3 separate regions of the Homo sapiens genome follow, and regions 2 and 3 are each linked to region 1. Evidence: chromatin contacts called from ENCODE Hi-C or POLR2A ChIA-PET data. All regions are on one chromosome and are shown on one strand. The core of a region is the stretch at or near the end of the contact, and the rest is flanking DNA. Distances in the headings are between cores, read along the strand shown.

What was found. Hi-C counts contacts between places; a loop is a spot of excess contacts on that map. ChIA-PET counts read pairs that join two places held with the same protein, here RNA polymerase II (POLR2A). Pooled maps may share reads with other maps.
Region 2: a map with no recorded cell type shows a loop between it and region 1 (3-fold over the local background). The contact joins two enhancer-like sites. A Hi-C loop is called at or near these places in 4 of 37 single-sample maps with no recorded cell type and 4 of 50 pooled maps.
Region 3: a map with no recorded cell type shows a loop between it and region 1 (3-fold over the local background). The contact joins the promoter of CSNK1G3 here to the enhancer-like site in region 1. A Hi-C loop is called at or near these places in 2 of 37 single-sample maps with no recorded cell type and 2 of 50 pooled maps. POLR2A ChIA-PET finds 5 or more read pairs at or near these places in 1 of 52 experiments (HEK293T).

The regions. Positions count from the first base shown.
Region 1 is chr5:124,452,404-124,455,473 of GRCh38, reverse strand. No RefSeq gene overlaps it. Among named protein-coding and RNA genes, the nearest start is that of LINC01170, 15 kb to the right of the region's middle. Within about 2 kb of position 1,638, at least 5 of the 41 ENCODE cell types and tissues checked have a DNase peak (open chromatin) inside an H3K27ac peak, as active enhancers do.
Region 2 is chr5:123,453,039-123,456,108 of GRCh38, reverse strand. No RefSeq gene overlaps it. Among named protein-coding and RNA genes, the nearest start is that of CEP120, 31 kb to the right of the region's middle. Within about 2 kb of position 1,433, at least 3 of the 41 ENCODE cell types and tissues checked have a DNase peak (open chromatin) inside an H3K27ac peak, as active enhancers do.
Region 3 is chr5:123,510,683-123,513,752 of GRCh38, reverse strand. CSNK1G3 (casein kinase 1 gamma 3) reads right to left here and starts at 1,576. Exons shown (of 14, transcript NM_001364140.2): 1 at 1,183-1,576. RefSeq lists enhancers at 255-404, 1,435-1,644, 1,805-1,864 and silencers at 925-994, 1,165-1,254.

The DNA of each region.
Region 1 (3,070 bases), core at 389-2,888:
TTTTATTTTTCTTACCTAACTGACGATTATAGGGTTCCTGTGAATTCTCTGCTCTTAGATAAGTTAGTGTTTCTGGATACAGAGAGTACTTGTTGGATGTCTGTTGGCTCAGTAGTTGTGTGTCACCCTGAGGCTCTGACTTAATTGGCAGCTCCACCCATGGGCAGTGGTGCCCCAGCAAGGGAAGGTGGGAAAGTTAGGCAGAGCAGAACGGCTGTTTCATTAAGTTCTCCTGACTACCTGGATTATTTGCTGTCTTAATCCCATCTTTTTTTTTAATTAATTTATCTTTTTATTACACTTTAAGTTCTAGGGTACATGAGCACAATGTGCAGGTTTGTTACATAGGTATACATGTGCCATATTGTTAACCCCATCTTTCAGGGCAGTAAAAAATAAAATAAAATAAAGATATTTCAAGGTGAAGTCTTACGTGATTGCTCCATAACTGTGGATCTCCTAAAAAGTATTTTTTTATGTGTGCCCCTCAACATTCTCAGTTGCCAGTGTGCCAAAATCGGATGAGTTGTAAAAGGTAAATATAAATTGAAAACAAAAGTGCCTACTGTAATATCTGGCACATAGTATTAAATAAATGTTAGTTGATACTGAACTATAGAGCCTTATACACAAATATCCTTCAAATGGAGAATTTTATATTGTAAAAGTCACATGATTCTCTTTTTATGCTGCCAGCAGTTCTCCATGATGGACATTCTAAATATTGAATATTATTATCTTTATTTTTGAAATGAAAGGGACGGGGAAAAAAATGTAAAAGATTAGCCTAAACGACGGTATGTGGTCACAGACAGAGGAAGCAGTCGAAGACTGATTTGTTTTATTCCATTTCATTTTTATTCAGAAAGGCAGAGGTGAGTTAGTTTTATAGGAAGTTGCAGTATCCAACTGTATTTTGTTTAATTTTTGAAACAATTTTGCTTATGTGGGTTATACTCGCTTTTAAGGTTTATTCCTGTTGAAACATGTAAATCTGGTTAATTAAAAAACTGCTGTGAAGTATTCCATTCTCAAATTCTCAAGTTTCTTGCCTTTTTTTTTAATAGTTAAAAAATTTCATTCCTTACTAAAGCAGGAATGTGTATGACAGTCATACAAGGCAATATTTCTCATGCTGGTCAAGATTTTTGGTTAAAATCTTAGCAAAGTCGTGGCAATCTTAGGAATTTAGATTTTCAGACACTGAGTAGTTGCATAAATTGGACAGTGGTTCTTTGATTTAGTTTTGTACGTGTATTCTAAGTAAGTTATTTATATAAATTACTAAACCTAACTCAGTATTTTTAATCATAATCTTCAGCATGCATCATTATATGTTGTAGAGGAAAAGAGCTTTTAATCTAGTGGAATTCCAAATCATCTGTGTTGCCGTTCCTGAGAGAAATAGATAATGTTTGGGTAATGGTTATCATGCAGTTGGTTTAGATGACTGTTGTGAACTGAGTGTTTGCATCTGCCCAAAATTCATAGGTTGAAACCGAAACCCCCAATGTGACTATATTTGGAGATAGGACCCATGAGATGATAAAGGCTAAATGAAGTTAAAGAGTGGGTTCCTAATCTCACAAGGCTGGTGCCCTTATAAAAAGAGGAAGAGAGATCAGAGCTGTCTCTCTCCATGTGAGGACACAGCAAGAAGGCTCTTGTCTGAAAGCCAAGCAGAGAGCCCTCAGCAGGAAACAAACCATGCTGGCAACCCCAAACCTGGACTTCCCAGGCTCCTTCACTGTGAGAAATCAACCTCTGTGGTCTAAGCCACCCAGTCTGGTATTTTGTTATGGCAGCTCGTGATGACTAATATAATAATCGATGTATTATAACACTTGTGGGGACCTCACAATTTTAAGGAGTGACAAAAACATGAGTCGTCCTGGGTTTTGTTTATACTCTGTGTCTCAGAATCAGTGAAGCAAAGAAGTTGATGCTGGAGTAATCTCTGCTACATCCTCAAAATGGCCCAATGAGGCCAGTGTTGAGAAATAAATTTATCGCTGCACATTATTATCATTACTACCTTAAGGATGAGGAAACTTACTTGCCAAGAGTCACACAGTTAAAGTACAAATTCAGAGGTCTTTCTATACCACACTGCCTTTTAGTTTCAAAATTCTGTCCTGAATCATTTTATTGGTATGACTTGCATCACCCTAAAGAGAGCTCTGATCTCAGGGAAGCTTTGTGCAAAAAAAGGGAACCATAGGAGCTGGATGACATTTAATTGACCCAGAAACTTCTAAAAATTCCAAAGGTGATGTTATGTGGAGTTACATGCCACTTACAGAAACCAGCTTCCAGCAAGTGGCTTACCAAGACTAAGGAGGTAGCAAAAGGTAACTGCTGAAGGTGAGAGAGTGGCTTGGTGCAGTGATTTCAGAATAGAATCTATCAGTCAAGGTCCTGGCAGGAAGAGTACTTTCAGGCTGGGTGTTTGATGAAAATTTCTAGGAGAACATGAACAGGGTTTTCAAAAAGTGACTAAGGCTGGTGTAGCACCCCTAAGGGGCATTAAGAATGCAGGGCCATTATTATCCCAGGCCTGAAGAGGACAGTGCGGGTGAGCAATTATAGGAGCCCAGAGAGAGAATTGTGTGGAAAGAGCTCCTGACAGGAGCTTTGACCTTCTGTGGAGAGTCACAGCCTGTCCACAGCGACCCTCATTCTCTTCCTACCCTCTGCACTCTGCAAACCAGGGGAAGTGGGGCAGTGGCTCAACACAAGCAGAAGCCAAAGGACAAGGGAGTGCTGATAGCTATATAAACCTCCTCCTGTGCGTGCACATGCATGTACACACACACACACGCACGCGCGAGAGTATAGAGAGAGGATCTGCCTGGACAGGCAGTTCAAATGTATCAGACTCCTTCATTGTGGCCCCTCAGTACTCTATGATCTGGCCTATCCCTGCCTTCCTGCTCACCACACACCACTCACTCTGCTCAGCCACACTGACCCTGGGCCATGGGTCATTTGTGCGATTCTCTGTGAGACATTGTTCTTCCTCAGCTCAAGCACGTCTTTTTCAGAGACCCCTTTCCCCCACCAGAGTTTC
Region 2 (3,070 bases), core at 184-2,683, 1.0 Mb after region 1:
AGCTGAGATAAATGACAAGCAAAGTTGGACATCACTCTCTCCCATGGCACTTGCCAAATAATCAAAATGTAGAAAATATTAAGTACAAATATCTGAGCCTATTTTCTAGGAATAATATTTGTCCTCCTTTCACTTCCCTTTCCCTCTCCCCATCCTTCCTCTTTAATTGAAATGCCAATAGGAATTTGACAGTGATGGACACCCTAGTGGCCTCATAATGAAGTTTGCAGATCGGGTGCAATATCTCCACTTCTAGTTGCACAAGACTGAAAAATGGTTATAATTATCCTTCTTTGCATATGTTCAAGCACAGTATGGTATTGCAGGGTGCTGTCTCTTAAAATTGTGAAACTGCAAGTCATGGTGTTTTCAGAAGACTCGGTGAATATTGGTTTATACCTTTTAGTTCCTAACTACTTGAAGCTTCCCTGTGAGCTGTATCAGAGAGGATGGATAACCAAAACAGAAACATTTGAACTCTCTGAATAACTGGGGTAATTCCTTTATGAGCTTTCTTTTTCCTTTTAAAATTTGAAAATAATATATACCATCCTATATCACACACTCTGGTTTTATGTTAAAACAAGCAACCTGATTTTTCAATGCATATTAAATATAAATATTTGCAAAGGAATATTAGTGATAATGATGATGGGGCAGTCGTGATGGTTTTGGAAAGTTTGTATGTGAACAATAGACCTTTCCATTTATATATATATATATATATATATATATCACTTTCTGGTTTCAGGCTGCTACTGCTATTTATAGTCTACCCTTGATGGTAAGCAGATGTCTCTACTCTTAATCTCTTTCCGTAGCCTTTGTTTCAGGCAAGCTGGCTCATTTCTAATTGTTCCACACTGGGCTAATCCATCCCTTTTGCTTACAATATGCTTGAATGGCACATGGTTAGATGCTGCTACAACGCAGATATTAGGGAATCCCTACATAGTGCATTCTGTGAACATTCCCTGCTCATTGGCATTACATAAAAATGCCCATTATTGAAATGCAGAGATAAATAGGGTTCCAGAACCAAGTGACTACTAGTGCTTCAGGACCTTACTATTTTCTATTAAAGTTGATTCAGAGATAAAGCTCACAAAACTGGAAACACCACCAGATGGGACATCAACTGGAGGTTAGATGTACTTCAGGATATATTAGCAACTGTAATCACAAATTGTTCAGCTATATATTCATAGTAGAAAAGATTATTAGTGGATCAGGGATTCCTAATCATCAGAGTGTGTGGCAGATTAATGTGAAGAGAAGGTTTACAGCCAGGCTTCAGATTATTGTGTACAGCCTGCAGCCAACTGTATCTCTACTATGCCTGTAGTAACAGTGGGTATACATACTTGTGCATATAAACATGACTCATCAGAAATGTCCTGCAGAAAAAAAAAAAATAGTTCGCCATTCCTCACTACTTGTAAACCTACATTTTTCCCTTAGAGTTTCATGTAGATTAATTTCCTTTTCTGTCTACCATTCTAACTCTCAAAGAAAAAGCCTTCTAGGAAATATAAATCAGTGGGTTGCCTCAACTGACATAACACTGAATTGAGAACTTTATCAATAGTTGATATTATGGAGACATTTAGTACTTTTGAGGGAAAGTTGTTTAAGGAAGTAGATACCCATGGGACTATCTTACTAGCACTGCATGCATTTCAGGCTTTTACTGTGCTCAATCAGTAATGTGTTAAAATCACAAAAGCATATGGAAAGCTTTACTTTGTTTAGGAAATATGTTTACTGAATACAGTGCAGGCATATACAGTTGCCCAAAAGGGAAAACTAAGAGGAGATTCTGTTTGCTGATTGCTTAAAGGGGGTTTCAGGATTTTATTAGCATCTTTATGTAACCAGGAAAGGGGAATCAGAGTCCTGGACTGAGCCTAAAGTAAGATTTAAGCCCATTCAAACATGTCTGAGGAACTTTTAAGCAGGACTTTCATGAGTCCATTTGCCAGAGAGTTGCTCTTTGAAAAACGGGAGAGGTAGGGAGGTTTTGTGCCTCAGGTATCCCTGTTTCATAGCCAGGGCCCCAAGCGTGAAGTTTAAAGAGAAAGGCGTAGTAGGCATGAAGCATCGAAGCAAATTCCCTAAAGCACTCAAGGGAGTAGAATGTGGCATCAAGAGGCAGGAGGCTAAGTATTCCCTTCCCTTCTGGGTGGAAAAGACCTTGGCTTTGGTACAGTAAGACTCCTGGAAATCCAATGTTGGGAGCATCTAGGGGAGGCACCCTGGTGTGGCTAGACATTAGCCTTGTCACAGGACCAGCAGCAGGGGAGGTAAAACGTACCCTCAGGTAGCTTAGGCAGGATCTGAGTTTTTGTAAGCCCATGAAAACCTTAAATGGGGAATCCAGACATATATTGGTAAGACTTTAAGTGGGGCAGAATTCCTGAAATCACAGGCAGGGGAATGAACCAGTGTTCTCCCCTCAATATTAGCCTATGTGCAATAATGACCACAGACAACATTTCTTCTGAGCATCTTACAAGTCCTAAATCATCGCCTTTCTAAGTTGGATACTATTATTATCTTAAGGGTTTTTTTTTAGATGATAAAACTGAGACGCAGAAAAGTTAAATGACTTACCTAAGGTGACACAGTAATAAATATAGAGCCCAAAATCAGACCCACCCAGACAATCTGACCCCAGACTTCTCTCTTTACCCCTTTACTATACTGCCTTGCAGTATTAAACACACTGGTCTGAGATCAATCAGGTTACCTATGTGACTTTCTATTTTCTTTCAGGAACATCGTCCAACCCTTATAAATCTAAGTAAACATTAGAAACTGTTTATATTATGATAAATTAATTAGCATTGAAAGTTTTCTCTTTTTTTTTTTTCCCAAGACGCAGTCTCGCTCTGTTGCCTAGGCTAGAGTGCAGTGGTACCATCTCGGCTTACTGCAACCTCTACCTTCCGGGTTCAAGCGATTCTCTTGCCTCAGCCTCCCAAGTAGCTGGTAATAAAGGAGCCTGCCACCACGCCTGGCTAATTTTTTGTGTGTTTTTAGTAGAGATGGGGTTTCTCCATGTTGGCCA
Region 3 (3,070 bases), core at 327-2,826, 940 kb after region 1:
TTCTTCAAAGAAACATCTTTAAAAAGAAACATCTTTAAAAAGTATATACTTTTCATTTTATATCCCATCTTAGATATAGTTTGCCATCTCTCATATCTGTGGCCAAATGTCATTTGAATCGGACTAAGTAATTGCAAAAAGTAAAATAATGACTTATTTTCTTAATTCATTAAAAATAAGTACATTTTTAATTCTCTAATTTAAAGTAAATATTTTAATAGAAGATTTAAAAGGAGCCACTGACCAGCCTGGGTGCTTACTACAAAAGAGTTGAAAGTAATTCACACAGTGTATCAACAGTAGCTGTCTCCCACACACACAGGCACACTCACTCTCTCCCCCATCTGAACTTTTCCTCCCTAAAACATGAGGTGGGAGAAGGGGAATGACCATGACACAGGCCTCACTACCCCCACCCCACGAGTAGACACACATCTCCCTCCTCATCCTGCTGAAAAGAAATGTGGAGGCTGTGGACCAAGAGACCCGATGCTTCTCAGTGTCACTTCCCCTGCATGTGGGATAAACAAACAAACCGGCACCATGAGAGTAACCATCAGAGTGATTTTGCTAACCTTTGACTAATGTCTTGGTTAAGTTTTGAGCTGAGTCAAAGCTCTAAGAAACAGGTAAATCCCTGTGTCCCCCCACCCAACCCCTTAAACACTCCAACGGGAAGTTTATCCCTGAGCTGAACGCTGGCCCCCGTCGCCTCCTCCCAGCCTATCCATGCCTCCTTCCTGCCTGAAGCCCCTACTCCAAAGGTAATTGTCTGGACACAGTCAAGGAGCACCGTGGGCGACACTCCCCACCTCCCAATCTCTCCTAAGGAAGCCCCCGCCGGCCCAGTTGGCCCACCTCCCTCGCCGCCCCAGTCGCGCCGCACCACTCCGGCAACTTTTGCACCCAGCCCGACCCGCCACCCGCGGCCCCCGCTGCCCCCTAGCCCTCCGCGCCCTCAGCCTCCGACCGCGGCCCCCTCCTGCCCACGCCTCCGGGCCACCCGCCATGGTCCTCGCCCACCCCTCCCCCGACACCCGCGCCTGCGGCGCCGCCCCCGCCGCACCCCACCCCACCCGCCCGGGACCCCAGCCCCACCCGGGAGGGAGGGCGCCGCGGCCGCGCCGAGGCAGCCGCCGGGCCGGGGCTGGCAGCGGAGCACCTACGCGCAGGGGGCTTTACCTCAAAGGCGCGGCCGCGAGCAGAGGGGTCGGTCCCGGGCGCGGGCGGCGCCCCCAGTCCGTCAGCGCCGGCGGGGGCAGCGGCGGCGGCACATCACACCCGCCGGCGGCCGGAGGAGGAAAGCGAGCCACGCAGGGAGCGAGCGAGCGAGCGAGCGAGGTAGGGGGGAAGGAGCGAGAGAGAGAGGTAACGCAGCGCTGCTCGGATTCGGTCCCTGCACTGCCGCTGGTGCCTCCTACCGCCGCCGCTGGCCGGAGAGTCGCCGCCCGAGCCTCTGCTGTCGCCACCGATGCAGCCCGGAATGAATGCACAGCAGCGCCTCGCTTATCCGGAGGTCAAACATCCTTCTGCCTCGGGCATCCGGATCGACGCCGGACCCGGAAGTGAACACATGGAAAAAAAATTAAAAAGGAAAGCGTCTGTTTAGCGGCGGCGGCCCCCAAGCTGCCCGCATCAGCGAAAACAGCCGAGTAGAGCCGAAGATTGCACCAACCTTCTTGGATTGGTCGGATCGCCGACCGGAAAGGAGACGGCGCGGTCATTGGCTGGCAAGGTGTATAAAGCCTAAGCCGCGCCCTATCCCCGTCTTTCTAGAGCCGTGCGTGAGGGAAAGTGGGGAGAGGCTGTGGATACGAGTGTTTCTCTGGATGAAGCAGTGGGCGGAGAAGCATAGCAAAGTCTACGCAGAGAACTGGAAGAGAACACCACCATGCTTTAGGAGAGCTACTAAGAACTGAGTGAGCAAAGAGCCTTAAGGGTACCATTGTGCCAAGTCAGGGTGCTGAGGCTTTCCCTGTTGTGCTCAGCCCGCCAGGTTCCAAAAAAATCTTAGGGCCCGGCCTAGGAGTATGACATCACTGGGTTGACATTTTTCCCCGCTTGTTTGTAACCCCAGTGCCATATCAGGGCTCCAACTGCTTAGAAATGTGAATTATGGCTCACATTTGCGTCTCATTTGCTGTTTGTAAGCTGAGGTAATCCTCTGAACTATATAGTGTGGCATTACCTGTTTTTCAAATTCACCTCCCAAAGTTCTGAGAAGCCAAACATCACCCAAGTTATCAAGTTGCAGCGCACAAACTGAAATCGGTGTTTCTGACTCACACTTAAGTCCACTCTGCCTACATAGAAAGACTGCATTCCTTTCATTTTCCCTCTTGCAGTTGCTTCCCTGGGATGGAGATAAGTCATTTTGGTAGACTTCTATGGAAATTGATCCACCATGAAGGCATGGAAACTATAATTTTTTAAAATTGTGATTCTTATGTCTCAAGTCCTTTCAAAAGTTAGGCATTAAGGTGTGCAGGAAGAAGAATCAGCCTGGTGCCATGTTTTTTAAATGTTCATTTTATCAAACCCGTTTATATTCTTAATATACTTACTGTATCAAGAAACTTGAGTCTTGTGTATCTCTATCTCTCCTGTCTACCTCTCAAAACGAAAAGACTAATGAAACAAATGCACTCCTTCATTTTCCTCCCTGCTTTGCTAGATTAACGGTATAGCTAATGTGTTACCTTTGGAAGGGTAGTTAGTATAGAAATCTGTTTTTGATTTTGGTTTGTAATACAACAGTGCCTTTTTTTTAAACCTCTCTTCTCACTTCTTCCCCAAACTGGAAGTTAAGAAGTGACTAGCATCACCAGCCTTAGAAGGGTAGTGATAAGAGCTTTGCTCCATGCTTACCACACCATCATTCTGTAGGAGACTCAAAAGCAGCTAAGATGTATGCATGCTCAGAATTGTGAATGACTTGCCTAGGGCAGATGACATATCCCAGAATTTCTGATCTCTCCCAGGACCCACTAATAGACAAGAAACAAAGTTAACAACATCTCACTCAATAGAAGAGAAGTGTCTGCAACACAGGAAACTCTAAATATTGTCC